6 separate regions of the Mus musculus genome follow, and regions 2, 3, 4, 5 and 6 are each linked to region 1. Evidence: chromatin loops called from intact Hi-C (ENCODE). Cell type or tissue: heart. All regions are shown on one strand.

Region 1 (5,000 bases):
CAAGGGTTAGGCTGGCCAGCTGAGAAGGCGAGCATGAGGCTCGCTCTCCACCATCCTTTTGTGAAATGCTGCTACCAGTTTACTAACGATTGCAAAGGAAGGGCCGCTCGGGGGAGGGGCAGATAGATGGCTGAAATCTATAGTAAGCCAGCTATAAAGCGTTAGTCCCCCATCCCAGAAGAGGTGCAGAACCACTCTAAGCACCGAAGGCAGGGACCTCAGTAGCAGGCAGGCACAGGAACCCTGTGGAAGAGGTTACCTTAACAGCAACAGACACATCTCTTCTTTGCATCTCTTGCTCTTTGGCCCTGGTGTCTCTGAGGCACAGGCTACTCTCGAGCCAGTGGTTTTTTTTGTCGCCCTCGTGTTGTGCGCTGGAAGCTTCTCTGCTGTGGTGAACCCTGGTGTTGTGTGGGTGGGCCAGCCTCACCCACACTGCACAGTCGTCTGCCCATTTGTATATGGTTTCAGTTCAGTCCCAGTTCTTAAAAGAAATGCTGCAGAAACTTGAGTTTTCTCATTTATTTCATTCTCTTTTTTCCCCTACCACCAGCCAAATGACTTTTCCTTCCCTTCTTTCCTTTTCTGCACAACTCTAGAAAAATGCCATCTTTCTAGAGTCTTTAACCCACAAAGTTCCCGAGGGTGCTACTGGTGTGAGTTGCCCTGGTGGGCTAGGGAAGAGCCGTCTGTTGGCTGGAAACACTCATAACCATTCCTTTAGATTCGTTTGCCTTATGGTCATAAACGCGATTTGCAAAAACAAGGAGCCTTAGTGAATGTACAGTACCTAGACTTCTGTGTTCGCGCAGAAGGGAGCAACTTTGCTATTTGGTCCAGTAAGTGGACAACTTGTGATATAAATGTGGAAATAAAAAAAATATTTGCACAAACCAGTTTTGGAATCATTTCTCATTTGCACATGTATAGCTAAATCTGGCCTTTCCTACAGGGGTAAGTGCCTGGAGCCCACATCCATACCTACTATGCCAGCCTTGGTGACATCCCTTTAGCTTTATTTTGTAGCGGCAGGCAGGGCCTCTCTATCTGCTTTTCATTGATTCATGGTCAACAACATCCCCTTGGTCACCCACCTAGAGGAGCCTCTTAGTGACATGGTGTACACCTTCCCTGCCCATCAGGGAGATTGCATGGCCCAGATGTACATAACTATTTTCTGGCCCTAGCCCTGGGCTAGCAGCTGCAGGCAGACCCAAGGCTGCCTCCATACCTGACAGGTGTCCACTAAGATGTCACCTTCGTTATATAGTAATGATCTACCCCCTCTCTCCCACATACACAATTAAGCCAAGATTAGGTGTCTAGTATTTTTTTTTCACTCATCCATATCTTCTTAATTTCAAAGATAACAGTTATTCATAAAACAGCAGCTTCATGGTTTAAGTCTTAGAACATACCTCCTGGTCTGGTTGGTACCAAAGCCAACCCAGAACCCGTTTCAGAGCCAGTAGGAATTTCTGAGGTTTGTTGCAGAATGGCCCCACTCCCCATTACAGGGCCATTTGAGGAGGTGAAACCACAGCTGGGTTGCCCTGAGTACATGTACCTGTTGTGAAATGAAAAAGCTTCCAGAGTTGCCAGGGCCAAATCCAATATGAAATAAAAGCAACCAAAACACATCAGTGGGGCCATCTGACACTGCTCTGTCCAAAGATCCTAATTCCTCTTGTATTTAGTTTGTGACAAAGGCCTTAGGGTACAAAGCCCAGCGTCCTATCACCATATTCTTAAACTCCTGCTTTGGGAGGGACCAGGCCATTTTCTACTCAGATCCACAAGGACTGCCACATGTGTGATGAGTATCCAGCAAACCCCAGGGTACAACACAGTCTACCTTGAAGAACGGGTGAGTAGCTACGCATGGTGCTCAGGAGGCGGAGGCAGGCAAATCTCTGAGTTCGAAGCTAGCCTAATCTACAAATCGAGTCCATGACAGCCAGGAATCTGTTACACAGAGAAAAGCAAACCAAAACATAGGTGAGGTAGAAAGACACCCTGGCATTCAAGGAGACGCTGTAAAGGAGAATATTGAGGTTGGCGAGATGGCTCAGCAAATAAACGCTTGCTGCCAGAGTTAGTTTCTTTTCCTGGATGCACATGGTAGAAAAGAGACAAAAGACTCAACTCGTCTGACCTCAATATGTGTATACACACGCTCGTGCCCGCCTCCATAAATGAACACATTTTAAGGAGCGCGAACAACTATTCTCCCTCACTTAAAAGCACACGATCTTGGGAATCGAGTTTTGTAAGTCTAGTCCTGCCTTCGTGGTTTTGCCCAGCATCGTACCGGTCAGCTGAGCTCTTAAGACACTGTCGCAGGAGACACTTAACCCTGGATTTCTCTCGGTTGGTCTGTGAGGGGAAATTGACACCTACCGCACAGCTTCCGAGGACCCGGCGTAGTCCAGAGGATTTACCGCAATCGGTTTCTTTTCTTCTAAAAGATCTAAGCCCTGTCTACGCCCCAGGCACGCGGCTTCCACAGCCTCAAGTGGGCGGGCCCGCGTCGCCCGGCACCTCCCACGGAGTCCTGCCAGTCACCGGAGAGAACGTAACGCGCTTAACCCACCCGCGGGCCCTACGGCCCGCCTTCCGGGCTTAGCCCCGCCCCCTCCCGGAAAGCGTTTAAGTGAGGGTAGGGCCCTCGCCGACGACGTGTACGGGCGCGTCGGCGGACGCGCGACGATGACGTATGGGGCGGTGGCCAATGGCGAGCGGCGATGACGCAAGGGCCAGGGGCCAATGGTGAGCGGCGTCTGCCGGCGCGCCCTCCAGGGCTGTCCCGCCCCCTGCCCGCGTCCGGCGGTCGTCCGGCGGGAAGGGGCGGCCGCTCGGGCAGGATGGCGGCGGCGGCAACCGCGGGTCCCGGCGCGGGCGCAGGGGTCCCGGGCGCGGGTGGCGGCGGCGGGGCGCGCGAGGGTGCGCGGGTGGCGGTGCTGTGTCTACTATGGTACGCGCTGAGCGCGGGCGGTAACGTGGTCAACAAGGTGATTTTGAGCGCCTTCCCGTTCCCGGTCACCGTGTCGCTGTGCCACATCCTAGCGCTGTGCGCGGGGCTGCCGCCGCTGCTGCGCGCCTGGCGCGTGCCGCCCGCGCCACCCGTGTCGGGCCCCGGACCCGGCCCGCATCCGGCGTCCGGCCCGCTGCTGCCGCCGCGCTTCTATCCGCGTTACGTACTGCCGCTTGCCTTTGGCAAGTACTTCGCGTCGGTGTCGGCGCACGTCAGCATCTGGAAGGTGCCGGTCTCCTACGCGCACACCGGTAAGTGCTGAGGCGGGCTTTGCGCGCTGTCTGGGGCTTCGAAGTGTGGGTACGAGTGCGCGGGCCGTCTGACTGAGACGCCGCCAAGGTGCGTCGGATTCTCACGTTGGAAAAGGTCTGAGGAGTTTACCGAGCGCCTAGCAGAATTGACTCCAGCTATTGGGATCGAGAGGAAGCCTTACAGAAGGAAGGTTCAGGGTCGGGTGTGCAGGTTGCCAGGACTGCCCACTGAGTGCCTTTTCCTCTCTTGCAGTCAAGGCCACCATGCCCATCTGGGTGGTCCTCCTGTCCCGGATCATCATGAAGGAGAAACAGAGCACCAAGGTAACTCTGGCAGAAGCCCTGGGCTAGGCGGGATTCCCAGTAGCTGACCAGGTTGATGACGTGGTTGGACCGTGGCATCCTCCTGCTTCCTGTCAAATAAGGAAGTCAAGGTGTCAGCCTTGTCCTGTGGCTAGCACCTAGCATCCCGCACTCACCTTTCAGACAGCAGATGTGTGTGTGAATGGGGCGATATCACCACATAATCTCTTGCTTGTTGTCCCTGAGCGCCACATCCCTCTGGCGTCCACTGTTCTTTTCTGTTATGATTCCGACTCTGGGATTGGTGGTAGGTGATGTCTTTGGTTCCATTTTAGCAAGTCACCAACAAATTAAGTTGGGACAAGTTTTCCTTCTCTTATTTTATTTTCTAATGTTTATTTATGTGTGTGTGTTGTGCATTGCCACGTGTATGGAAGTCAGAGGACAGTTTTCACCTTGTGGATACCTGGGATCAGATTCAAGTTGTCAGGCCTGGTCCTGACGAACTTACAAACTATCATGTCCTAGTTTTTCTGTCACTAGACAGAATGGTTGGTAGGGGTTGTCTGGATCTGATGTGAGTAGGCCAAAGGAGTTTGACCGTGGCAGAATCTAGCCAGTTTGTAGAAACTAAAACTTTACAAAGCCTGGCATGGTGCCATGGGTCTGTCTTCCCAGCACTTGAGAGGCAGAGGCAGGAGAATAAGGAGTTCTAGACACACACCTTTAACACAGCACTCTGGAGGCAGAGGCAGGAGGATTTCTGAGTTGGAGGTCAGCCTGGTCTACATGGTAAGTTCCAGGACTCTGTAGAGAGACCCTGTCTCAAAATTAATTAATTAATTAATTAATTAATTGGAAGAAAGAAGGGGCAAAAGAAAATATGGTTGTAGCTCAGTGTGGAGCCCTTGCTAAGAACCCAAAGGCCTGGGGTTCAACCCCCATTTTGAACCAAGGAACCTTGGGTTGTGATTATCTGGACATGGATCATATATAGCACCCAGAGCTCAGAGCTGCCCAGGGAAGGTGCCAAGCCAGGTGTTTTCTGGCCTGGGACTAAAGAACAAGCTCACTGTGTCGTGTGCAGTAGGGATGCCACTGTTCGGCTGGAAACCATCGAACCTTGTACAAGTGCTCACTTTCCTGTGCCCTATAATTGATGCACATGGATCAATGCAGAAACTGGACCACCTCTGGCTGAGTTTTGTTCTCAGACCCAACTTTATCCTGGTGAGCCTTGTCGGCACTCTGCAGTCCCTGCCAGGATGATACCAGGTAGGACTAGCCTCCTGGGGGGTCAGAGTTGCTGGGGAGGCACCCAGGTGTGTCACCTGATAGCACACCTTGTGTTTATCAGTTTTCCTGGTCACTGGGGATATTGTACCTAGCTCAGGGCCTCACAAGTGCAGGAT
Region 2 (5,000 bases), 72 kb before region 1:
GAGGTCTTACTTCCAAACGTTTCCTCCTCACCCCATAACTGGGTCTACCTGGGGCAGCCAAAGATTGCTCCAACATTTGGAGGAGCCGGTCCTCCTCCCTTGGGACACCAGCCTCTTCTTTAGACACTAAGCTGTTAGCCATAACATACTCAGCTTCTCCAGAAGAGGCCTGTGGAAGAGGTGCTAGTGGTGATGTTAGCAGACACCTCTCTGTGCTTTCAAGCCACTTGTTAATAAAGTGACTTTGGGGCCACTCCTTTATTGTTGCTTGTGATGTTGGCAGCGTACTCTGAAGGTTTGGGTTTCTGGGTCTCTCTTTGAAGGAGGGGAGCTCAAGCTTGAGGTGCATGAGGTTCAGAGGCGACTACGCCATCAGCTCTGAGATGCGTTCCATCTAGAGATGGCCATGCCGGCAGTGCTGAGGGACTTTAATCAGCATTTGAAAGCTGTAGCAGCTGGCTTGCTTTGGGGCTCTCTTTTTGGATTGGTTTCTTTCTTTTCTTTTTAAAGATTGTTCTGTTTTATATGTATGGTATTCTGCCTGCATGCATGTCTGCACACATGTGGATGCAGGGCTTGCAGAGGCCAGAAGTCCTCTAATCTGCAGCTAGAGTTACAGCCAGTTGTGAACTGTCATGTGAGTGCTGGGTCTTTTGAGAGTGACCTGTGTCCTGAGCCCCTCATTTTGGCTTTTTTTTAAAGACAGCCCCAAACTGTGGCAGATGACCTTGAACTCCTTATCTTTTCAGTAGTGAGACAAGATCCCAATTGAGTACTACCATACCAGGTTTTTTTATTGGCTGGTTGGTTAGTCTTTGAGACCATCTTGATGGAATCTGTGCTGATTGAGAACTTTCCATTCTCCTGCCTCAGCCTCTTTAGTGCTAGAATCCCAAGTGTGTACTACCAACCCTAGTCATAATAGCATTTTACCCCAGGCTTCCCCGGGAACTATGGGGAAAACTCTGGTAATGTGGGAACTGGGTCAAGTCTAAGTTCAGGCTGCACAGCTGCTGCAGACATTGTTGATTGTGTCCTTCACACCCGCAGCATGCCTGAGCCTACCCACTTGCCTAGCATTGTAACATGCCACTCTGTTGGCTGATCCCCAGCCTTGGATAGTTGGGATGGCTTTCTGCCTTTCTCAGCTTAGGACTGTAGTTTCAGGAAAAAAAGGTTCCATTCATTCTGAAGAGGAATTGTGCTGAAAAAGAATGCTGTCATAGGGTTTGCACTTATTATCTCATTTGAGTTCTGATAAAGTGTTTTTGGACTACTTACTGTGTGTGTGAAAAATTGAAACCCATGAATCTTCTTGGTTTTTATTATTATTTATTTATTTATTTTTGGTTCTGGGCTAGGGCCTTTTGATGCCACTGAACCATATCACCAGCTCTATATGTGTGTCTGTTTGGAATGTTGTTCAGAAACTTCTCGTGGCTGGAGATGTAGTTCATGTAGAGTGACATAGTATAATTTTACAGGAAAGGACTGAGAGTCTGGCTCAGGGGTGGAGTTCCTGCCTAGAATTTCCCAGTGAGGGGCTGGGGTGTGTGGCTCAGGGATGGGGTCCCTTTCAGAACCATTTGAGACTCTCAAGTCAGATGTTCTAGAAGCTGTTAAGCAATAGCTCTTTCCCTTGCTATAACCAGATATATGTAACCTGAAGTGACAACCCACTTTGTGCTCCTGAAGGTTAAACCTGTTATCCCAACGTTACCACTGGGATATGGAGTTTCAGTTAAATTGTCTCTCACGCTTAAGAGCTACAAGATATGAAGTGCTGTCTTCTGCCTCCCACCACCCAGCCTGAACAAATAAGCCCTCTTTTTATCCCTTCTTTACAACACTGACAAACACACAGGTCAAGTTGTCCACAAGTGATCATGCTGGGATGCTGCAGAGCGGAGGACTGTGTTGTACTGGGTCTACCTGATTATAGTGTCGCACATACAGCCACAAGCATATGCTGTGTGCAAATAAAAAACAAAAGAGTTACCATGACAAACATTCAGTCTATCTACTCCTATCCTTACCCAGATAGCCTTATGAAAGTATACCACCAACAGAGAACTGAAGAGTTCAACTCATCACCTAGGACCCTCTGACTTTTCAGATGATGGCTGCCTGTAGGTCACTGAGCAGCTCAGAAGGGCAGTGCCTCTGGGCTGGCAGCAGTGTTCACTCCAAAGGGCCTTCAGGTTCTCTAGGCCTCACGCTGAGCAAGGCCCATCTCGAAGGATACAAGAGTCGCCAAGACAGCACCAACAGCAAGACCATGTGGAAGAAGCCATGGTATGTGAGGAGCAGGGTCCAGGGCCAATCATCCAGGGTGTAGCCATTCTGTAGCATCTGACTGGACAGGCACAGTACAGCCCTGCCACTTCGCAGCATCCCATGGATGCTCTGAGCTAATGGGCATTTCCTAGATGGAAGACATAAGCAAATCCTTAGCCTTCATTGTCTTCCTGGCTTCGAGAACAAAATGTGCCCGTGGTTACAGTCCTGCCATGTGTATGCTGTGGTTTATGGTAGCTTCTCTGGTGGGGTGCATAGCTTCTCAGGGGGGAGGCTCTGGATTGCTTGGTCCTGCCCCAGCAGGGAAGCTTCTGTTTGCTTTACTCTAAGTTTCTTTTCTTTCTTTTTTTTTTTTTTTTTTTTTTTGGATTTTCGAGACAGGGTTTCTCTGTGTAGCCCTGGCTGTCCTGGCACTCACTTTGTAGACCAGTCTGGCCTCGAACTCAGAAATCCGCCTGCCTCTGCCTCCCGAGTGCTGGGATTAAAGGCGTGCGCCACCACACCCTGCCCATTTTGATCCTTTAATGATTGTAACATACAGACTTGTAAGCTAGCTTCACCCACCCATGGTCGTCCATGCTCAGAGGCACCTGGAGCATAGCCCTCTAGGGAAATGTCTGTGGTGCATGAGGTTTCTTTGTGCATTATTACCTTAGTGTCTTAATAGCTAATTTTTTTTTAAATTATTATTTTTTTTTTATCTACACAAGTGTTTTGCCTGTATGTATGTGTGCATGCAGTGTCCATGGAGACCAGAAGAGGGTGCATGATCCCCTGGAACTGGAATTACGAATGTTTGTGAGCCACCATGTGGGTGTTGGGAATGGAACCTGGGTCCTCTGTAGAAGCAGCCATGCAAGGGCCACTCTGTGACAACCAGGCATTTTCCTTTCATGTATGAAGTATCTGAAGGTACCTTACATTTTCCTGTTTGATGAGAGATGTGTACCATATGTCTCAAGCAGAGCCATGCTTTAAAATACAAGGCTAGTGGTGGCAGCACACTCCTTTAACCCTGGCACTGGGGAGGCAGAGGCAGGAGAATCTATGTAAGTTCGAGGCCAGCCTGGTCTAGAGAGTTCCAGGACAACCAGGGCTACATAGAGAACCCCTGCCTTAAAAACGAACAACAACAAACAGAATGTATGGGTAAAACACTCATTTGCATGTGAGTGAGTAAATCACTATGGAGTGTCTAATGGGTGAGAAGGTTCAGCAGATACAGCACCTTCTGGGACCCACATGCCAGCTCCACAAGTTATCCTCTGACCCGGGAGGCATGGCCAACTGTCTGGGCTCATTGGTTAGGTTTGGTTTTCTTGCTGGGATGGCAGGCCAATATTGCCATATCCAGCTTAGAAAGGTGTTTGAACCCAGTCTGAGACTCATTTAGAAAACCAAGAGTTGGTGTGCCCCAGGAACCCTGAAGAGTAAGGACAGGGAAGGCTTGTTTGGTCCCTTTTGCCTAGGGTGACTATTGTACAGGTAGATGGAGGCTTCCACTCCAGCCCTCAAACCTCAGAGCTCTTTGAGCCTGGGGTGGGTGCTAGCAAGGCCTAGATGGACTGTGCTGGCCTCCAGCCTAAGTCAGACGCCTTTCCTCCCCTCCCTCCCTTCATCTTATGTAGCCCACATGGCCAACTTTGCTACTTGAAATTATTGCAGAATTTGAATCTTGTTTCCCATAGGTGACAGACATGCACAGCCACGCAGTTTTTCCTTCTTTCCTTTCTTGGGGCTTCATGCATGGTTTTGGTGACTTTTCCTGCGGTGGTAATGACCAAATGTCTATTCACCCCCGAAAAAACACCAGTCATAGACCAAAGAAAAGATTTCATTCAATCTAGTGGGGAGAACCTGCAAGGTTCTTGGATGCATGGAGGAGTGTGAGACTCAACGAATAGGCTCCCCGTGCAGTCTGCAAACTGCAGCCCTGGAGGTCCCTTCCCCTAGCTTACTTCTGCTGCCTTACAGTGCTGGGCGGGGCCTCCTCAGCTCAGAACTTTCTGGGCTTCTGAGTCTGGTAAATTGCTGGACCTTCTGCTTCTCCTATAAGGAGAATTTTAGTTCCCAAGTAATTGGTGCATAATAGCTGCAAAGCTAGTGTCCCCCAACTGAGCTGCACCCCAACACCAACGTTCTCCATTTCAGTTGTGTTCTGGGGAGGTCAAGGCTGCTGCTGGCCACTGCACTGGCTACTCTTAGGGAACACTCTTTGCCTCTGTATCCCAGCATACCTGAGACTTCCAGTAGGTCACTTTTTCAGAGTAAGGATTGTTGATTGTGGTAGTTCTCTCTGCCCCCACCCCCAATATGCAGCTTTTGGACAGTTGGCAGGCTCTAGCCTTGACTATTAGGATAGCAGTAACCTCAAAATAGCCCTAGCTGAGGAAAGGAGCTGCAAAGGGTGAGATAGCAGCCAGGAACAGGAAGAGTTTCCCACCTCTGGTGGCAAGAGACCTGAGTACCTTCTTACCCTGCCATAACAAAATGGCATACACTTCATGCCTCACAATAATGTGCACTTATTCTCTGTTAGTTCGGGAGTAAGAAGCCCACGATAGGGGTCCCAGCATCCAGGCTCCTGCCAGAGGCTGCAGTGGCGAATCTTTCTTCCTGTATAGGCTGACACACAACCACTCCATGGTATGATTAAAGGGAAGGTTTTTTTTTTTTTTTTTATTGTAGGTGTGTGTGTGAGA
Region 3 (5,000 bases), 70 kb after region 1:
CCTCTAGCCCTTGCTTTTTCTTGTTTCTTTCTAGAGGGAGGGGTCTTTGTATAGCTTCGGCTGCCGTGGAATTTACCACACAATGTATGGGACTTCATTCATATTCTTGCTTCCCAAGTATTGAGTTCACAGATGTATGCCAGCATACAGACAGGGGTATCTATAGTAGTTAGTTTCTATCTCTCTTTAAAAAAAAAGATTTATTTAATTTATTATATGTAAGTACACTAGTACATTTTAGCTGTCTTCAGACACCAGAAGAGGGAATCAGGTCTTGTTACAGATGGTTGTGAGCTACCATGTGATTGTTGGGATTTGAACTCAGGACCTCTGGAAGAGTAGTCAGAGCTCTTGACTACTGAGACATCTCTCCAGCTCCCAGTTTTTATCTCTTTAGAGATAAGGTCGTATGCATTCTCAGATTGGCCTTAACCTTGCTGTATGGTCAACAATGACCTTGGACTAATGACCTCTGGGCCTGCATGTCAGGTGGGCACCACCATGCCTGATTTTTCCTATGCTAGCTATTGAATCCAGTGCCAGGCAAGCATTATCAACTACAAGCACTCTACCAATAGAGCCACAAGCTCTCTATCAATTGAGCTATAAGCATTCTACCAATTGAGCTACAAGCACTATACCAACTGAACTACAAGCACTCTATTATATGAGTCCCAGCCCCAGCTCCAGTCTGTTTTATTTTTGTCCTTTCCTCCAGGGTCCAGAAAAGGAGATGGATGCCATACAGGCCAAGGAAGAAGTGAAAAAGGCCCGTGAAGAAGATGAGGAGGATCTGCTGATGGGGAAGTTTCACAGGCACAACCATTTCAGCAGATTCCACAGGCAGGGCGAACTATAGTCATCCTCACTCTGCATGCTGAGTGGCCCAGCTGCAACTCTAATAATACACATTTGAATGATCACATCTACATGGTCATTTGTCCAGTTTCTGAAAAACAATCCCCTGTTTGTGTTAGGGTCCCCCATTTCTTCTATAGACCCCTATGACCCCAGGGTCTGCAATAAGTTTCTGTTGACGGCATGTGGTGGCACACTCCTTTAATCTCAGGACTTGAGAGGCAGAAGCAGACAGATCTGGGATTTCCACATCAGCCTGGTCCATGTAGTGAGTTCTAGGACAGCCTGGGACACATAGTGAGACACTGTTTAAATTTTTTTCCCTGCATAGAACAGATCATTGAAAGCCAGAGACCTATAAGAATCTGGCCATAAACAATGTGCTTTTTTTTTTTTTTGAAACTCTTAAATATTTTCATGAATAAAAGATGATAAAATAATTTTTAAAAATATTTTGTTTTACTTTTAAAGATTTATTATTTACTTTTTGTAAAATGTGTGTGTGTATATCTCTGTTTGTATTGTACTACATGCAGTTGCCCATTGAAGCCAGAAGAGAGCATCAGATCCTCTGGAGCAGGGGTGGGGGTGGTGGTGGTGGGTGGGGTGGTGGTGTTGTTTGTTTGTCATGGGTGCTGGAAAATGAACTCGGGTCCTCTGGGAGAGCAGCCAGTGAGTGCTCTTTACCACTGAGCCATCTCTCCCCAGCCCCTCTATTTTTCTTTTAAATCATTTTAAAGATTTATTTATATGTATAAGTGTTTTGTCTATGTAGTGGTTTGAATGAAAATGGCACCCATAGGTTCATATATTTAAATGTTAGGGAGTGGCACTATTTGAAAGGATTAGTGGGTATGTGGCCTTGTTGGAGGAAGTGTGTCACTGGCGGTGGGCTTTGAGGTTTCAAAAGCCCACACCAGGCCCAGTGTCTCTCTGGATTAGATATAAGTGCTCAGCTACTGCTTTAGGAACATGCTTTTCCTGCTGGTTACCATGCATCCTGCCATCATGGTCATTGACTCTAAGTCTCTGGAACTGTAAACTCCCTCCACCCTCACCCCGATAAACTCTCTTATACATTGCCTTGGCTGTGGTGTCTTATAGCAACAGAAAAGACACCAAGTGCTAGGATGACAGGTATGTGCCATGATACATGGCTATATTTCCTTAATCCACCCCCCTCCCCTTTTTTTAAGATAATGTTTCACCATGTAGTTCTGGCTAGCTTATAGCTCCTTATGTAGACCAGGTTGCCTACAAACACATGAGATCTGACTCTGCCTCCTTGAGGGCTGAGATTAAAGGCATGTGTTACCACACCTAGCTGGAAAAGTTTTTAAAATTTTTATGGGCTAGAGAGATGAGTCTGTGATTAAGGGCACTTGCTGCTTTCTCAGAGGATCTCCGTTCAATTCTCAATACCTACATCAGGCACTGGACAACCACTGATGCCCTCTTCTGGCCTCTGCAGGTGTCTGCACTTATGTACACAAACACACATACACAGAGCTTTTAAAACAAAGATTTGTGTTATGTGTATGGTGAGGCAGCTGGTCACACAGCATCCATTGTCCTGGCCTCCAGCACATGGAACAAGTGTGTGTGTGTGTGTGGGGGGGTCTTCCTTCCTCAGCTTAGTCTAGAAATTCACAGTTGTAACCCAGAGCTTTGTCTCCTATATGATTCTAGATCCTGTGCAGCTGGCAATCAGGATCAGTCACAACTACCTCAAGAAATCAAACACAGTGGGACTGAGTGTGGCGGTATATGTGTACCATGTTTCCCAGCACCTGTGTAGTGGTTTGAATGAGGATGTCCTAAGGGGCAGCAAGATAGCTCAGTGGGTAAAGATGCTTGCGGCCAAGGCTAACAACCTGAGTCCTATCTCTGTGACTCATGGTGGAAGGGGCCATCCAACACACAAATCTTTTAAGATGTAAGTTAAAATGTAACTTAAAAAAAAAAAAAAAGACAAAGAAATACCAGAGTAGGGGCTGGTGAGATGGCTCAGTGGGTAAGAGCACCCGACTGCTCTTCTGAAGGTTCGGAGTTCAAATCCCAGCAACCACATGGTGGCTCACAACCATCCTTAACAAGATCTGACTCCCTCTTCTGGATTGTCTGAAGATAGCTACAGTGTACTTACATATAATAAATAAATGAATCTTTAAAAAAAAAAAAAAAAAGAAATACCAGAGTAGCTGAAGATATAGTTAGTTGGTTAAGGGTGCTTGTTGCTTTTCCAGAGGACCCTAGTTCTGTTCCCACTCATATCGGGGGTTGGGGGCTCATAAGTGCTTTTAACTCCAGCTCAATGGCATCTAATAAACTCTTCTCTCTTGGGCAGGCATTGGCACGAGCACAGCAGGCATATACACATAAAAAAACAACAAAAAACACCAGATGTCAGGCTACACCCACATCTGCAAGCAATCAGAACCCAAATCTGTTTAACAAGCATACTGAGTGGTACTAACACTGCATATGGCCCAAGTTAGACTTGAGCACCATGGTACTTTGTTGTGTGCCACTGTCTCCATTTCCCCGGGAAAAGTTCAGCAAACCCTAGGCATTAGTAGAGGCTACTAGAGTGGAGAAGTTAAGACGGTGCCTGGGTTTAGCCAAGCTCCGATTCACAGACCCAGACTGGAAAGTGCAGGGAGCTGGAGTGCAGCGGTCTGGAAGGGAGCCCTACCTATCCCTTGGGTTCCCTGCCTCACAGGAGCCTCCAAAGCCAGGGGCTCGGTTTGCCCACTCCAATCAGGAGATGCACACGAGGCCCTCCCCACCCCCACAGACCGACTAGCCCGCCCACTCTCGGCCCACTAAACTTACGAGGCTCCGAACCTTCTAGTCACGCTGTGCTTTAGGCTAGGCTCTCTAAATCACCCGGTACGGCCAACTCTGGTAAGGCTATGCGACAGAGCCTTCCCCATAAAGGCTCCGCCTCCAGCCAGAACTGCCCCGCCCTCTCCACTGTGATCGAGGCTCCGCCCTCTTACTGCAAAACTTCTCACGGGAGGACTTGGATTCCCTTCTGCGCACGTGTACTCTGGTCCTGTGGCCTGTCCTTGCGCTGGCTGTGCTGCGCGCGCATCGCATCCCTCCTTCGTACTAGTGCGCAGGCACGGCCCCGCCCCCGTTCCTTCGGCGCTCCGGAGGCCGAGTCCGCACGAAGATGGCGGCGCCGCTTGTACCCCTCTCGCAGCAGGTATGGTGCTGGGGTGCGCCGTGGGGCGGTGCGGACGGTGGTTGCCGCGAGAAAGATAAGTCGTCGCGGAAGCGCGGCTCCAGGGGACCGCGGAGGCGCGCGCTGAAGGCTCAGAGGCTGAGTGGCGGGGGCCGGGCGGTTCTGAAGGTGACAGGCCGGAGCGGCCCGCATACTCTTGCGCCGGGCGACCCCCGAGCGGCTGCGAAGAGGTGATGGGGCGCGGCCGCTGCGTATGTCTGCTCCGTCTGGGGCCTGGCCAGGTTAAGGGACGGGGGGGGGTTTGGGGGGTGGGCGCTGTTGTTCGAGCCGCGTCGCGCTTCGTCCCCGCGGAGGCGAGCGAGAGCGGTGGGCCCGCCGCCAGTCTTTGTCTCCCGCGGGGTCGGGCGTCGGGGCGGGTGGTGTCCCATACTGGAGTCGCAAGGGGAACCGGGACACGCCCGCTTCGCCTCTGGCCGCCCAGCCCTCCTTCCCCCGAGATCCGCTTCCGCTGCTCTGTGCGGTGCGAAAAGCGCGGATCCTACGCCCCCAACGGTATGCACCAGTCTTCGTCCTCAGGGTCGCTGGATGGTTTTCTTGAACGTATCAAATGCTACAGGGACGTACAGAATAGCAGTGAGAAGGCCATTGTGCTTCTAGCGGAAAACATTCATTCATTCTTCAGCCACTTTCTAACGTGCTTGGGATCAGGTGCTTGGGAGCTCAGCAGTCTCTCACTGACAAAGTCTCTAGTTCCAGGTGACATCCATAAGAATTAGAAAGTATTCCTGTCCTGCTAATTTGCCAAATTACCCGTTTGTTCCACACAGCATATTATATGCACTTTGCTAGAATCGTCTTTCGCAGGGTCATGGTTACCAGGAGGAAGCATTTTATATTCAGATCTCGGCTCCAACTCTGGAAGAGTGTCCTTGAAGCAGGCTTCTTAACCTCA
Region 4 (5,000 bases), 78 kb before region 1:
ATTTATGTAGTCACTTATTTATGTTTGTTTTTGAGATGGTCTGTAGTCACACTGGACAAGAACTCATCAATAGCCCTGGCTGTCCTGGAATTAACTTGCTTTCCTCCTTTCTCTACGTTCTACGTTCTGGGGTTAGAGGCGAGCTACATTTGTCCTCATTAAAGCAGATTTGGAGGAGGGGTGCGGTAGCAGCAAGATGACTCTGCTGGTAAAGGAGCTTGTCTATGAATTTGACCACCAGAGTTTGACCAGTGACCCCCGTAAACTGTCCTCTGACCTCCACACATACCCACAACACAGAGATAAGTAAAAGTAATTAACTTTTTTTTTTTTTAATCAAAGAAGTAGGGTCTATCCTCCTCTGACTCTTGAAAGGAAGCTGACCCAAAGTTGCCCTGTCCTGGAACGGTTTAGGCTCCATAAGTGGGAAGGATCCCAGGCCCGAGCTGGCCCAGCTGGCATGTGAGAAGGGAGGGAAGAAGATGCCAAAAGATGCAGTACAGAGGGGACATGGGTGTCACTTTCCCCCGAACCTGATCGCAGCACCCAGCATGGCCAGTCCTTATATAGTCACCAGGCAGTCAATTCAAGGGCGTTAAGGGAGGTCATGGCAGCTGACGTCCAGAACATCTGACCCTCGCCCAGGCAGGTCCGATCCTTGATTTGGAACCTTCGCCACCATCAATCCCCCTTGCCCAAGATTAAGTTCAGGAATCCTTGCTCTAACCTGACTCTGGCCTTTTCGTTGCCCCCGCCCTCAACCCCAACCCCGCAGCACCTGTCCTCCTAACCGTAAACAAGAGCGCTCCTTTTCTTCCCTCCCACCTCATTTGCAGCCTCCTTTCCACAGCGCCTCTGTCCCCAGGGTTCGCTCCTCCACCTGCGCGAGCGTGGGAGCACTCCACGATCTCAGCCTCTGCCTCCTCCCCCATCCAGCTCCAGGATCTAGCCTGTCTCCTCCTTTCGTCTCCATCATCAAGCTAGGGGCAACCTCCCTCCTGGTAACTCCTACAATCCTCGACTCACCTGGCTCATACTTCAGGTAGATGATGGAGACGATGAAGTAGCTGAGGTCGAAAACAGGGAAGAGCGGCACCCGCGAGAAGCTGAGCGCTAGCTCGCCCAGGCTCAGCGCTGACATCAGGTCCATGGCGATGGAGGGCGCCTCCCCGGCCCCGTGCGTCCCGCGCCCCGCTGCCCGACGAATGCTCCCTCGCCACTGAGCCCGCCCCACTGCCAGGCACCGCCCCCCGCCTGCCCCCACCCCTCGGGAGAGGAGGGGTGGTGGGGGACTCCTAGCAGCCGGGAGCCCAAAATGCGGGGCCGTAGGGACGTCAGAACTCGTTCAACAGAGCCAAAAAGGCGATCTGTCCCCTGCATCCAGCACACACAAGAGGGAATCTTGTCCTTAAACATCTGCGTAGTTAGAATCCTGTCCCTTTTCCATGGGACTAACCAATTCAGGACCCCTATTTCCCTCAAAACCCGCGCCCTCGGAAGATCTCAGCCAAGAATATCATGTTTCATTCCTGAGGATCCAAAGTCAGAACCCCGCCTCCCACAAGGGGACCTCAACCAAACCCTCACGTTCTGTTTGGTTTTGTCTCTCTAAAAGGCTCCACAAGTCAGAACCCTCCTCTTTGTGGACCCCAGCCCAGACTGGATCCACTAAGTTAGGACCCTCCCGCTTCAGGAGGCCCCACAAGTTAAGATCCATCCTCTGTAGACCTTAATCCAGGCCTTATGTTCTGTAAGTCTGTCCGGTCAGGACTCTCATTCTCCGTGGGGTTACTCGAGTCAGACCTGGGAGGTCCGTGGGAGGTACAACTCAGGCAGGAGGTCATCCTGACTCTATGCACTCTGAGCCGGGATCGCAGTTCTCCGTGGGGACCCAAGTGGAGTCCTTTTGGAGTTCAGGCATCTGCCGCGCCCATATCCATATCCAAGCCGTTCACGGGCGGCTCAAGGGTCAAGGGCGCAATTTCTGTAGCCCGGAATCCATAGCCCAACCAACCCCCGAGCGGCATCAACAGCAGGGACCAGCTGTGGCACGTAACACTGAGCATGCGCGCGCGCACCCCAAGCTCCGCCCTGTAGGTGACATCATGCTACATCCTCAGTCGAACCCAACCAATGCTGATTCAGAATTGGTCAGTTCTCGTTCCACTTTCCGCCCCTCATCACGGCTTCCGTTTCCGGTTTGACGGACGCCTTGGGTGTAAGGATGATCGGAGACATACTGCTGTTCGGGTAATATGAATGAGGGGTGTTAGAGGTCGGAGAGTGGCAGTCAGAGGGGTGGGGGTGACCCTTACTGACCGTTACTGTCCCTCCGCAGGACGCTACTGATGAACGCCGGGGCTGTGCTCAACTTTAAACTGTGAGTAGGCCGCGACAGGCGGTGTCCCAGACAGCCAGGCCCTCCCACAGCCAGTCCCCGCCCACACCCTTGGTCACCGCCAGTCCCGCCCTGTGCATGCTCCACGCCCCACTAATCCTACCTCTAGCCACGCCTCCGCGCTGCTTCACCAGGCTCTGACAGTTCTGTATCACTCCAGGATCTTTAAATCTGTACTCTCTAGACCAGGGAACGGCTCAGCGGGCAGAGGCGCTTGCTGCCAAGCCTGACTACTTGAGTCCGATTCCCGGATCCCCCATGGTAGAAATCCTGTTGATTGTCCTTTTGATCTCCACACAACTGCTGCGGGATGGCACACTCATTCTTTTTTTTTTTTTTTTTTTTTTTTTTGGTTTTTCGAGACAGGGTTTCTCTGTGTAGCCCTGGCTATCCTGGAACTCACTCTGTAGACCAGGTTGGCCTCGAACTCAGAAATCCGCCTGCCTCTGCCTCCCAAGTGCTGGGATTAAAGGCGTGCGCCACCACGCCCGGCCCGGCACACTCATTCTTACTTGCAGATTAATATTAAACAAACAAAAAAAAATCTGCACCCTGGGATTGCTTGCATCTCCAAAGAGCCTCATGCTCAGGCTTATCCCTCAAGAATGCCTTTCTGGCTCTTGGACCCACTCTATCCTGTCTGTGGCTGCACACCCAGCTGTGATGGACTAGGCTGGTTGAGAGTGTCTCACAGAGGGTTGTATCACTGCCCCAGGTCACACTGCAAGTCGGGGGCAGAGCTGAAGTTCATGCCCTTCCTAGCTGAGTGTCAGGGTCAGGAAATCCGATGGTGTTTATGTTTCACGGAAAGCTGGAGTTATCTGCTGTTCTTTATAGGAAAAAGAAGGACACACAAGGCTTTGGGGAAGAATCGAAGGAACCCAGCACAGGTAAGCATGTCTTTCTACCTTCAACACTTTAAGTCGATTCCAGGGTGCCTGTTCTCTCTCACCAACCTGCGCTTTCCTCTCTTTTTCCTTTTTATTGTTGAGATGTGGTATTAGAGGGCCATGACTAGCCTTGAATGCCTGCTCCCTCTGCCTCTGCCTCTGCCTCCTAGGTGTTTGAATGACAAGAGTACTCCACCATGCTCTGTTCATCAGCTTTATTGAGTGCGTACCATATTGCCAGCCACTTAGCTGACTGCTCTGTCGGGGTGTGGGTAAAGAAAGTGATCCTGCCCTGTGGGACTCAGCCCAGGGCGATTCAGAGGGTGTTCTGGAGGGATAGTGAAAGTGGGTGTCAGGAAGGTGCTGCTGCCGCTGCCGCTGCTGCTGCTGCTGCCGCTGCTGCCGCTGCCGCTGCTGCCGCCGCCAGCGTGGGTTGATGTGACATGGCAGAGGTCCTTTCCATGACAAGTGTGGATATGATTAGAGTTTTGAGCCAGCCTCAGCCCCAGAGTGAGACCTGGTCTCAAAATCCAATTTACAGAAGCTGCTAAAAGGCCCATCAGGCAAAGGCAGTTGCCACCAAGACTGACTGGGTTCAATTCCCCAGGTTTTACATCGTAGGAGAGAATTGATAGTTTGTCCTCTGACTTAAACATATTCTGCTCTATTTTAAAACAAAAAACCAACAACATTTATTAAAAAAAAAAACAAAAAACAAAAAGCTAAGGAGGTAAACCAGAGCGATGGCAGGTGATGTGTTCTGGTGCGCATGCAGTGCTCTAAGTTCGGCCACAAAGTGTGGAGATGGCAAATTCTCAGTCTAGCCAACCTGGGCCTGGTAACTAGGACCCACGGCTCAGGAAGAACTCTAATTGGACAGACTTGAGCCACGTGCCCATTCTTGCACCATTCAGAGGCATTGGGAATTGGTGCTCCACAAGGATGCATCAGGGGCTGCCACAGATGTTTGGTAGTAGGTTGGGTTACAGCCTCATGAACCATACTTTCTGGCTTTGCAGGAGACAACATCCGAGAGTTTTTACTAAGCCTGAGGTATTTCCGGATCTTCATCGCACTGTGGAATGTGTTCATGATGCTCTGCATGATCGTGTAAGTTTACCTTGCTTGGTGCTCACATTCATTACCTGCTCCTGCCCTTTTCACAGTTTGTCTGTTTATAATGTGGGTCCTGGGGAATCAAACTCAGGTTATCAGGCTTGGCATGGGGCACCTACTGAGCCATCCTATCAGCCCCTAGTTGAAGCTCAAGGGCTATCCCTTCTTCCAAAATAAGAACTCTGGTTACATTGGAGGGTGGTCTCTAAGTCCAATCTGGCCATGTGTCTCCCACCCCTGATGTTGTGTTAACCTGTACTGGATGGCTTCAAAGTCCAACAGACTGCATGTTCCTGCCTTCAAAGCCTTAGTAGAAGCCAGCAGGTAGGATTTACTACTGGCTTCTGTTTTTTACAGCCATTCTCTTTGATTGTTTTGGTGTTTGTTTGTTTGTTTGTTTGTTTGGCAGAGTCTGATTGTAGGTCAGGCTGCCCTCAGACTTCTGATGCCTCTGCCCCAGACCTGTGAGTCCTGAGACACACAAGTGTGACCACTGAAATGGCTTTTATAGTGTGAAGTAGGGATCTGAGTTCATACCTTGGCAGTCAGGCATCAGTGTTAGCATGCCTCTTGGGATTACAGGCATATACCTCAGT
Region 5 (5,000 bases), 56 kb before region 1:
TCTCACGCAGGAAGATTAGAAGTTCAAGCCTAGCCTGGGATACAGAGGGAGACCCCGTCTCAAAAAAGGAAAAACCAGAGTGGCCAGATTGCTTAGCAGGTATAGCCACTAACCCAGCCAAGCCTAAGATGATCCCCAGGATGGTAGAAGAGAACTAACTCTTGGCAGTGGTCCTCTGTACAACACAAACAGTTATATATATATATATATATATACACACACACACACACACAAACAATCAAACTTAGGTAAATGAACAAGTAGAATAAAGTTGTGTGCATAGGACTCCACAATATTGTAGTCATGCACTCTGAAGGCAGAGGAAGGTGGATCTCTATGAGTTTGAGGTCGGCCTGGTCTATAAAATGAGTTTCAGGTCAGCCAGCCAGAACTACACAAAGAAACCCTTTTTTTTTTTAAATTAATTTATTTATTATATGTAAGTACACTGTAGCTGTCTTCAGACACTCCAGAAGAGGGAGTCAGATCTCATTACGAATGATTGTGAACCACCATGTGGTTGCTGGGATTTGAACTCTGGACCTTTGGAAGAGCAGTCAGGTGCTCTTACCCACTGAGCCATCTCACCAGCCCAAGAAACCCTTTCTTGAAAAAACAAAACAAGAAAATGGGTTGGAGAGATGGCTCAGCCATTATGAATGCTTGCTGCTCGTCCAGAGTTCAATTCCCCATACCTATATGATGACCTTGAACTCAAGAGATCCTCCTGTTTCTACCTCTTTGAGTGCTGAGATTAAAGGCTAGGCATAGAAAATGCAATCAGAAGCACCAGGTATGATGGTGGGTGGTACATGCCCTATAATTCTAGCGCTTGAGGAGGTGGAGGCAACATGAAGAGCTCAAGGCCAGGCCTGTGAGACAATGCAGCAGTTAAGAGCACTGTTCTCAAAGAAGGACCAGGATTCAATTCGCAGTATGTACTCACAACTCCATGTAATTCTAGTTCTAGGGATCTGACAACTACTTCTGGCCTCTGTAGACACCAGGCACATATAGGTGCATATATACTACAGGCAAAACATTAATATCAAATTTAGAGACAGGGTCTCTCTACATATGGCTGTCTATCCTGGAACTCACTATGTAAACTAGACTGGATTCACGGAGATCCTCCTGCCTCCCCTTGAGTACCACCATACCAGGCAAATAAAATAAAAAATAAAGAAAAGAAAAAGGTTCAAGGCCAGCCTAGGCTACATGTGGTCTCAAAACCTGGGGAGGAATCTAAAATAGCAAGGTCAGCAGGTACATTGAATGCTGTCCAAGATGTTTTCATGACTTGATCCATGCAAAACTAATTGCCTGCTTAATTTATAGCTTGTTTTGAAAAAAAAAAAAAAGGCATACTATACCACTGAATAAACAAGATAGCAGGTCTGCAGGGTAGGATGATGCACTTAATTCCAGCTCTTGGGCAGCAGAACTCAGGCGGATATCTGTGAGTTTGAGGCTAGCCTGGTCTCCACAGTGAGTTTCAAACTAGTCAGAATTGCATAGTGAGATCCAGGCCAGCCAGGGCTTTGTAGTGAGAGCCTGTATAAGGGGAGAAAAATAAAAATCAACTATTAGATAATAATAAAAGACAGAAGATTGGCATAAATGTAATGCACCAGGAGACACTGGAAGGAATAAAATGTTTGAGACCAGCTCAGGCTTCATAAACTCTGCCAAAAAACACCAAACTAAGAGCCAATGTTGATGGAGGACCTTGTTTATTTTGCTTATCTGGTGAGATTAAGTGTATCTTCAAAATGGGCTGCTTTCCAACTTGGAACCTGAGCTCCAAACACATGCCAGGAAGAGAGTGTATTTGAGAAGTATTTGTTCGTGTTCATTCTATTGGTGTAATGCAAAGCCTTCTGTCATGTGCAGAATCAAGAAACCAGCCATGATAAATTTATTTTCTGGGTGGGTGGGAGAAAAGGGCAGGGTCTTACTTACGTAGTCCTTGCTAATCTGGAACTCACTGTGCAGACCAAGCTGGCCTGGAACTCCAGTGAGCCTCCTGCCTCCCAAGCGTTGGAATTAAATGCCTGGTTCCTCACCTCCCCCAGTACCCCCCCCCCGAAGTATGACAAATTTAAAATTAACAGGTGTTGAGCAGCTCTCAGAAGTACATGTGGTTTTCATTACCTGTTTCCCTTCCGTTTCATGTCTGGATTTTTAAGGTTACAACACTACACGAAGTTATTTCTCCCGAGGCCACTTTCGTATAGTGCACTAAACTCGGAGCCCGCCCTCCATCTGTCCAGTTGTAGGGGTCACCGAAGGACGGAGGACCGCAGCCTTTATACTTGACTTCCTTCGTTTCTTGGTTTGACTTAAAACTCCAGGTGACCTTGGTGCTTCCCTTCCTCCCCCGTGAGGCGTTCCTGTTTTCCATCACCTGAGATGCAAAGGCGGGGTCGCTCCGTCCCCTCGGAACGCCAAGGGGAAGATGCTGGGCGACGGTTCCGCATCCTGCTGTTCAGACACAGGCTGGCCACCTCCAGCCCCCCCCGCCCCCCCCCCGCCTCTAGGAAGGCGACAAAAGCGGTGCTTCCTCTTGAGTTCCAGCCCCGCACGGATGCAGACCCGAGGTGTCAGCGTCGCGCAGGCCTTGCAGACTTGCGTCCTCTGCAGAGGTGGCAGCTCCCAGACGTGACCTTAGGTCCCCGCAGCACGCGGGTCACATGGGGACACGCACTGCCCTGCAGACCCGCGCCTGGGGCCTCTGCAGCGGAGAAGGCTGTGCGGAGCTCCTCCGAGCTCCTCGAGGCACGAGTCTAAACGCAGGGAACCGCTGCCTTCCTCAGATTACCTATGGCCGCTCCAATCCTCTGGTTTCTAAACGCAGGAGGCCCTCATCCGGGGGAGGGTCTTTCCATTCCGCAACCCCAAAGCAGTCAGAAGATAGAGTCGGTGTTCCAGGACTTGAAGGGTGCGCTTCCGTTAGGAAGCCCATCCCTCCAGTCCCGAGTGGGCGTGGCCTTCAGATAGCGTCCGTTGCCACGCCCAACTGCCTCCCAACGGCCCTCTGTGTCGGACCTCGGAACCAGGCGGCAGGACCTGCTAATTGCGCCTGCGCGCGCGTGCGCACAATCAATAGGAGGGGCTCACGAGCCGGACCCTCCCAAACCCGGCGTCTCCACCCGCCCCATCTCCCAACCTCCTCAGCGTGGCGCCGACGCTGCGTGCGGCGCGGGTTACCCAGAGTGCTCAGCGCGGGGGGCAGCTCACTGGAGTTTGGTTCTCGAGGCGGCGGCGGCGGTGGTGGCGGAGGCTCCTCCGTCGGCTCCTCCTCCTCGCTCGGCGGTGGCGGCGGTGGTCCGGGGCCTGAGCTCCGGTCCCCTCCGCTTCCCTCCGTCCTCGCCATCTCCCCGAGCGCCTTGACCTCCTCCGGCGCCGCGGGGAACATGCGGCTCCGTTCCCGGAGGCCGGCGAGTGACTGACCCGCGTTCCCCCTCCTCAGCCTGCCCGCCCGCCGGCCCGGCCGCTCCCCCCCGCTTCGCCCAGGCAATGACAGCGGCTCCGGCGTCTCCGCAGCAGATGAGGGACCGGCTGCTACAGGCCATCGACTCCCAGAGCAACGTAAGTGACTGCCTCGCGATCGGGGACCGAGGCCGCATGTGTCGAGACCCTCCCCCTCCGACGCGCCCCCGGCTAGGGGCTCTCTCCAGGCGGTGATCTGCCCGCCACAGCCACTGCCATCTCGGTCTCTCTTTCTCCTGGGTCCGGGGACCGCAGGCAAGGCGGATTGCCCGGCAGCTGAGGGTACCTGAGGCCGAGGCTTCACGCGGCCTGGACTGAGGGAGCGTTTGGAGCTTTGATCAGAGCTAGTTCTTCTCCGTTGTCCCAGCCCGACCGCCCTTGGTGGTCCCCACCGTGCCTCCTTGCCTCACCTCAACCCTGGGAACTGAGAACCCCCCGGGAAGGTCTCCCTGCCGGGGGCAAGGTGGGAAGCAACTAGTGTCTCCGCGATGACTAGAGTAGCCCGCGTCTCCGGAGTCTTGGCCTTTACTCCCCTTCGGTCTCCTGGCTGAACCTCCTTCTTGGCTAGGAGGGAACCCTAGGCCCGTTCTGCCCCCAGTCTGTCTACCTGTGATGCCTGGAGAGTCTCCTCTTTTTTCTGATAGTGGACAAACCTTTCCTGGGGTCTTTCTAGAAAAGACGACCCTGCAGAGAGTGGGATCCTTCCTGTCATCTTTCTTGGCCTAAATGCTCCATTGCGCATCTGACCAGAAGCTAAAGCATGGGATTTTGGTACTGAGTTACTGCCCGTCATAGTTGATTGTTCTCTTATTCCTACCTTCCGGTCCTCTTTCCATCTCTCTCTTGCCCCTCCTGAGGTGCTTTGGGCCCTAGCCTGTCAAGATTTAATTGTAAGGGGTTACTTTATGTCACACTTTCCTCTGCTAAGAGTCCTGTGAGCAGAGGGACATCTTTTTCTTCCTGTGTGAGCATAGACTAATTTCACCTGTTCTTGTATTTTTCCCAAAGGTTTGTTGGCAGTGTAGGGGGCGGGTATCCTTGTTGCTGTTAGGAGCAGGGCCATGGGAAGATGCACAGGCATTCAGATATGAGGTGTTTGCTGGGAGACCAGGAAGTGGCCTTTGAGATCACTTTTTAATATGCTCGGGATGGAAGAAAAATCATCTTGGGCTTGGACAGGTAACCGAGGTTTGAGTCTTTTGAGTTCCCTTGACTATGCTTGACCAGTTACTCTTAGCAATGTACAATGTACACTGTATTGTGGTGTGTTCAGAATAATTCACATTGTTTGTGTGGTCTTGGTAGAAATAGAGGTGCTCTAGTTTCTATGAGATCTGCTTGCTGGATCCAAAATTATTTTCTTCTTGGTCTTTAAGATCACCTTGATAGTAATTTAGTAAATACTGTAGACATTTTCTCGAGGTAGAATAGGGACAGGCTAGATAAAAATCTTCTAGAAAGCCTTTTTAAATTTTTTTCTTTTTTCTTTTTTTGGTTTAAGGTTTTGT
Region 6 (5,000 bases), 250 kb before region 1:
CAGGTTGGCTCATGGGGCATTTCTTAGCTCCTGCCTCAAGTTCCTGCCCTGACAGCTCTGAAGATGAACCCGAAGGCGAAATCAACCCTTTCCTCCCCATGTTACCTTTGGTCATGGAGCTTATCACAGCACAAGGGCAAATTAGAATCTGGATACAAGTGTCCAAAGGGCTTACTCCTCCTTGGTAGAGCCAATCCCACTGAGAGGGCTCATGGACAGATGACACAAGAGTAGCTCCCTAACAGGTATTATTGGGAAGCTGCGCAGGCTTCCTGTGCCTGTCCTGAGATCTCATGTTCCCATCTTGCTAGAGCCTAAGCAATGGAGGAGCTAAGGCAGCTCTGGGCTGAAATTTCTAAACTCATGAGCCAACACTAGCTTTCTTCTTTTGAACGGTGTCTCTCACATGCTTGTCATAGGAATGGAGACTGATTTAGTAATATATGGACACCTCAAAACTCTTTTTTTCCCATGTGGTTACCTCAACTTTTAACCTAGGCCTCAAATTAGGCAAGTGTTCTTACCCCACACTACCACTTCTGCCTTCAAAGGTCAGGCCATGGGAACTGCAGAGATGGCTCAGCAGTTAAAGGTGCTTGCTGTTCTGGATTTCCAGTAGCTCACAGACACCTACCTGCATCTCTAGCTCTAAGGGCTAGCACACCTCTGACCTCTGAATGACTTAGGTGCAGCAGAGAAAGCCCAGGAAACGTCTAGCAAGCAGCTCCTTTCATACCTCAGTTTCCCCATCACTAAGGCAAGCATGGTGTGGGTTCAGGTGTGAGGAGATTGGTAGTCCCTGCCCAGCATGCCTCACCTCATCATAGACACTTTCGATCTCATTGAGCAGGCTCTTAGAGCGCAGTGCCTTGGTGTCATTCTGCTTGAAGTTCACAGCCTGGTGGTCCAGGGACTTGAGGTATGCTTTCTCGTACTGCTCACGCCAGATCTTGTTGAAGCCCTGCTGGGCCTCCCGCCACTCCTCCTCCTTGGCCTTCAGCCTGTAGGGAGAGGGGCTCAGTGCCTAACAGCTGGACCCTCCTGTGACCCCTGGAGAAGGGCCCAGCTTCCTCATAGCAATTACACATTTGGTCTACGTGGCAACAAGCAAGCCAGCATGAGGGAGGTTAAGGCAGAAGGATATCCAGTTCTAGCTGGCCTGGGTTACAGTAAGAAAGCCTCATCTCAAAAACAAAACAACAAAAAAAAAGAGCCTGGCATGGTGGTGCAAGAATGTCATCCCAGCACTTGAGGAACTGGAGTCAGAAGGCTCCCTGGGCACATGGTTAAGTCCGATGCCAGTCTGAGCTACATAAGACCCCATCACCAAAATAAACAAAAGAAAACAAAACAAACACCTCCCACAGAGAGGGGGAAGAAAGGGGAAGTGGTCCTACAGAGCCAACATGGCTACTTAAAAAATTTTTGTATTTATTATTTCATGTGCATGTGTATACCACATGCATATGGTGACCCTGTGGTTACAGACAGCTGTGAGCCACCATGTGGGTGCTGGGAATTGGACAGGGTCCTCTGGAAGAGCAGCAGTGCTCCTAAATGCTAGCCAGCTCTCCAGCAGTGGCTGGTTAAAGTCCTCCAGCTCCTCCCAGACACCCAGCAGCCCACACAGCTCTGACACTAACCCCGCTGAGCATCACAGCTCAAACCTGTGGGCTAGCACAGGGCTTCATGGCATGCCAATAGACAGTGGGCTAGGGATCCTTGTGTTTCGGTCATAATCCACACTTTGAATCCCAGGTCTCAACCAGACCTAAGTGGGACACTGAAGCACATGTACTGCCACAGGCGCTGTAAGTCACCAAGAGGTCATGGATAGGTACATGTGTGTAGATTTTATGTAAGCAAAAGGTGAGACTGCTTGTTCATACCCAGAGATGTCCAAGAGCCTGGTTGTTAAGACTCTGTTCAGGACTAGGTCAGCTGGAGGCTGACCTGAAGAGACAGTCAAGTGGCTCCATTGGTCAGGAACCCTGGTAGCTCTCCCGAATCATGGACAGGAGTAGAAGAGGGAGATACCTTTTCAGAACGACAGGCACAGCGGTGGCAGGGTTCCTTTTCAGGCTCTCAATGACCTCTGGGGCCTTGTCTCCATAGATGCGGTGTATGGCACGGCGTTGAATCACCTCTGATGTGCCACCCAGGCAGTCATCCAGGCGGAGCTTCTCCTGGTCCTCAGGAGCCATCCGTGACAACTTCTTCTGCACACTCTCCAGCACTCGGATGGTGGCCAGGTTGGTCTCCAGGACAACATCCAACTGCAGGGAGGAGGCAGGCATGGTCAGAACTGGGAACTGGTGAGTGGTTGGAAGCTGTCAATGGAGCCAGTAAGTGTGGTTGTCTACCAGAGCACACCTGTGTGGAAGGAGCAGTGTTCCAGTAACAGCAGTGACACATACCACCACTGGAGGGCGCTTGATACATACACACAGGTGCTCGCGTGTTCTCCCTCTCTCTCTCTCTCTCTTTCTCTCTCTCCTCTCTCTCAGTCTGATCGCCTGCCACACTGCCACTGAAGTTTAGCAGTGGGTGTCATAGTATTAATGGGAGCAGGAAGACTGTGTCCTAAGACAACCTTGCCTCAAACATAACACAGGGCCTGGTGCTCCAGCCATAGACTGTCCTCATGGGTGGGTGGCAATGTTTAGGAACGGGCCTCCTTTATGTCCCAACCACCATGGGGTACCATAAGCAGGCTTTGCCAAGTATGTCACCTTTGAATTGTACTTCCCAGAGGCTGCTAGACTCTGGTTCATATAAACTGTTTTGTCCATGGGACTTGTCCCAGCAGAAGTTGGAAACACACACACAGAGGAAGCAGGTGGAGGGCATACACTCGTCAGTCATCCTAGCATTTGAAAGGCTAAGGCAGGAGGGTCACAAGCTCCACATTAGCCTGGGACAAAGAGAGACATTTCAAAAAGAAAAGCAAGGGCTGCAGAGCTGGCTCATGGGGTAAGAGCTCTAGCTGTCCTTCCAGAGGACTGGGATTTAACTCCTAGCACCCACATGGTGGCTCATAACTGTTCCTAACTCCAGTTCCAAGGCATCCAATGCCCTTTACTGGCCTCTGTGGACACCAGACAGACATGGAAGCAAACACCCACACACATAAAATGAAAATAAATCTTAAAAACAAAAAGACATGCAGATATAAGCTTGAAGAAGGGGAGTCAGGACGAAATGAAGGTGCTTTATCTGTCTGTCCCCAGGAGGAACACTTGGTTAGGTCTGAAGAACTCAATTATAACTTTAATAAGAAATGAAGCTAACTTAGCCAGGCAATGGTAGTACACATCTTTAATTCCAGCACTTAGGATCAGAATCTTTTGAGTTCGAAGCCAGCCTGGTCTACAGAGTGAATTCCAGAACAGTGAGAACCACACAAAGAAATCCTGTCTTGAGCAAACAAAAACATACAAAAATAAAGCTAACTTAGTTTAAGTTAACTAACCCACTGTCTTTAGCTGAAAGGAAGAGTTAAATGCTGTGCTGCAGCTCAAGAGCTGCAGAGCTGGCAGCCAGGGCGAGCTGCTCTACAGCACTGGCACTCTTTGGTGGCAGAGGAAAGAGACTACAGGACTAGGCTGTACAAGGAAGGCGTGGGCTGGGAGGACAGAGGACAGCAAGATAGGTAGCCAGAAGTGTTTCACCTACTTCAAATCTCTCATCCTCACAGCGATGCAGTTGCTCCTCGTAGGGCGTCTTCTTGGAGCTAACAAAGGTGGAGTCTTCAGACCAGGATGGAAAGGAGACCCATGTATCATTCAGGACCTGGACCAGAGGACAGGGTGTCACTAAGTACACTTGGGGATGGGCAGAACTGAGCAACGATAAAGTTGACCACGTTTCCACTCCATCAGTGTGAGCTGTAAGTACTGCCATCCAACAGGGCATGAAGCTCAGGTGGGCTCTGCTGGCACCCCTCAAGTATCAAATGTCATCAGGAAGTCTGGACCCATGTGTGCCATAGAGGGCTGACCTGTACCCCAAGGGTGCTACCTCCTTGCAAATGGCAGTCCTTCCGCTGCACTTGGGCTGCTGGTAGGTCTTGGGAAGTGCCCGATAGCTGGATCCTATTCGCTTACAAGACGCATAGTCAATTTCTCTGCTTATCCCATCTCCAGACCGGTCACTCATAGGTGGTGCAAAGGACAGCTCTTTCACTCCTAGGAAGGACTTGAACTGTGCAAAGAGTTCTGGAAATTTCCTTCAAAGACAGACAGAAACTTTAAGTGAACACTAAGCCTTTTGAGAATGTTCTAGAGTCATGACAATCGCCTTGCAGATATGGAACTTCAAGGATGGCCTGAATCAGAACTCAGTGTTAGGAGAGAGGAGGTTTCTCTCTCACCAATACCAATCAGGCTTATAGCTATAGACCTTGCCAGCTACATTAGACCACAGCAGCAAAGCACACTGGGAATAACCTCTGTGCGTCTCACTGCTTTGATTTTCTGTCCCCAACTTGAAAAAAGTAAGAGGGGGCTAGAGTGATGGCTCCGTGGTTAAGAGCACTGGTTTCTTTTCCAGAGGACCAGGGTTCAATTCCTAGCAACCACATGTTGGCTCACAACTGTCTGTAACTCCAGTTCCAGGGAATCTGGCACACTCACACAGACATACATGCAGGCAAAATACCAATGCACATGAAATAAAAATTAATTAATCAACTGAAAGAGAAAGACAAGAAAAGAGAACGAAACAAAGAGGGTAGAATGGCACATGTCTTTCAACCCAAAACTCAAGAGGCAGATCTGGATAGATCTTGATAAGTTTTAGGCTAGCCTGGTCTACAGAGCATGTTCCAGCATAGCCAGAGCTATGAGATCCTGTCTCAAAAGAAACAAACACACAATCAAGTGTCCCAATGGCCCTGTGACCAGGCAGTCAGCAACAAGTGTTTATAGCCAATTTGTGCCCAAGCCACGGTCTAGAAATGAGCCTAGTTCTAGGCTAGACATGACCTCCTTTAAGTTATT

The links. Hi-C counts contacts between places; a loop is a spot of excess contacts. Peaks named below come from ENCODE experiments on the same cell type or tissue, not always from the same donor. Only the 100,000 strongest peaks of a DNase experiment are listed, where the experiment ranks them.
Region 2: a loop joins it to region 1, with 2.6 times the contacts of the local background. A loop is called at or near these places in 7 of 42 quality-filtered maps.
Region 3: it touches region 1 in a loop (2.3-fold over the local background); 2 of 42 quality-filtered maps call a loop at or near these places.
Region 4: it touches region 1 in a loop (4-fold over the local background); 10 of 42 quality-filtered maps call a loop at or near these places.
Region 5: a loop joins it to region 1, with 5 times the contacts of the local background. A loop is called at or near these places in 20 of 42 quality-filtered maps.
Region 6: it touches region 1 in a loop (3-fold over the local background); 2 of 42 quality-filtered maps call a loop at or near these places.

What each region holds. Positions count from the first base shown.
Region 1 is chr8:72,490,451-72,495,450 of GRCm38, reverse strand. It overlaps Slc35e1 (solute carrier family 35, member E1), which reads left to right and starts at 2,837. Exons shown (of 6, transcript NM_177766.3): 1 at 2,837-3,285; 2 at 3,539-3,609. The coding sequence starts at 2,865. Med26 (mediator complex subunit 26) reads left to right here. Exons shown (of 3, transcript NM_027485.4): 3 at 1-893. In heart, no CTCF peak of the experiment used is centred here; DNase peaks (open chromatin) are centred at 1,940, 2,660 and 3,580; H3K4me3 peaks cover 3,196 bases; H3K27ac peaks cover 2,127 bases.
Region 2 is chr8:72,562,198-72,567,197 of GRCm38, reverse strand. It overlaps Smim7 (small integral membrane protein 7), which reads left to right. Exons shown (of 5, transcript NM_172396.3): 5 at 1-2,000. Among named protein-coding and RNA genes, the nearest start is that of Smim7, 6.4 kb to the left of the region's middle. In heart, a CTCF peak has its summit at 3,047 (motif pointing right); no DNase peak of the experiment used is centred here.
Region 3 is chr8:72,420,474-72,425,473 of GRCm38, reverse strand. It overlaps Eps15l1 (epidermal growth factor receptor pathway substrate 15-like 1), which reads left to right and starts at 4,000. Exons shown (of 24, transcript NM_007944.3): 1 at 4,000-4,069. The coding sequence starts at 4,037. It overlaps Calr3 (calreticulin 3), which reads left to right. Exons shown (of 9, transcript NM_028500.3): 9 at 719-1,291. The coding sequence ends at 859. It overlaps Gm46043 (a long non-coding RNA gene), which reads right to left. Exons shown (of 3, transcript XR_001778581.2): 1 at 3,694-5,000. In heart, a CTCF peak has its summit at 2,329 (motif pointing left); DNase peaks (open chromatin) are centred at 3,983 and 4,483; H3K4me3 peaks cover 1,924 bases; H3K27ac peaks cover 1,812 bases.
Region 4 is chr8:72,568,254-72,573,253 of GRCm38, reverse strand. It overlaps Smim7 (small integral membrane protein 7), which reads left to right and starts at 2,206. Exons shown (of 5, transcript NM_172396.3): 1 at 2,206-2,250; 2 at 2,339-2,380; 3 at 3,236-3,288; 4 at 4,308-4,398. The coding sequence starts at 2,225. Tmem38a (transmembrane protein 38A) reads right to left here and starts at 1,431. Exons shown (of 6, transcript NM_144534.2): 1 at 1,027-1,431. The coding sequence starts at 1,150. In heart, no CTCF peak of the experiment used is centred here; DNase peaks (open chromatin) are centred at 613, 1,263, 2,103, 2,393 and 1 weaker place; H3K4me3 peaks cover 3,393 bases; H3K27ac peaks cover 2,609 bases.
Region 5 is chr8:72,546,486-72,551,485 of GRCm38, reverse strand. It overlaps Med26 (mediator complex subunit 26), which reads left to right and starts at 3,176. Exons shown (of 3, transcript NM_027485.4): 1 at 3,176-3,591. The coding sequence starts at 3,520. In heart, no CTCF peak of the experiment used is centred here; DNase peaks (open chromatin) are centred at 3,085 and 3,955; H3K4me3 peaks cover 3,557 bases; H3K27ac peaks cover 2,903 bases.
Region 6 is chr8:72,743,686-72,748,685 of GRCm38, reverse strand. It overlaps Sin3b (transcriptional regulator, SIN3B (yeast)), which reads right to left. Exons shown (of 19, transcript NM_009188.4): 9 at 4,021-4,228; 10 at 3,676-3,792; 11 at 2,038-2,276; 12 at 818-1,001. Among named protein-coding and RNA genes, the nearest start is that of F2rl3, 15 kb to the left of the region's middle. In heart, a CTCF peak has its summit at 2,403 (motif pointing right); no DNase peak of the experiment used is centred here.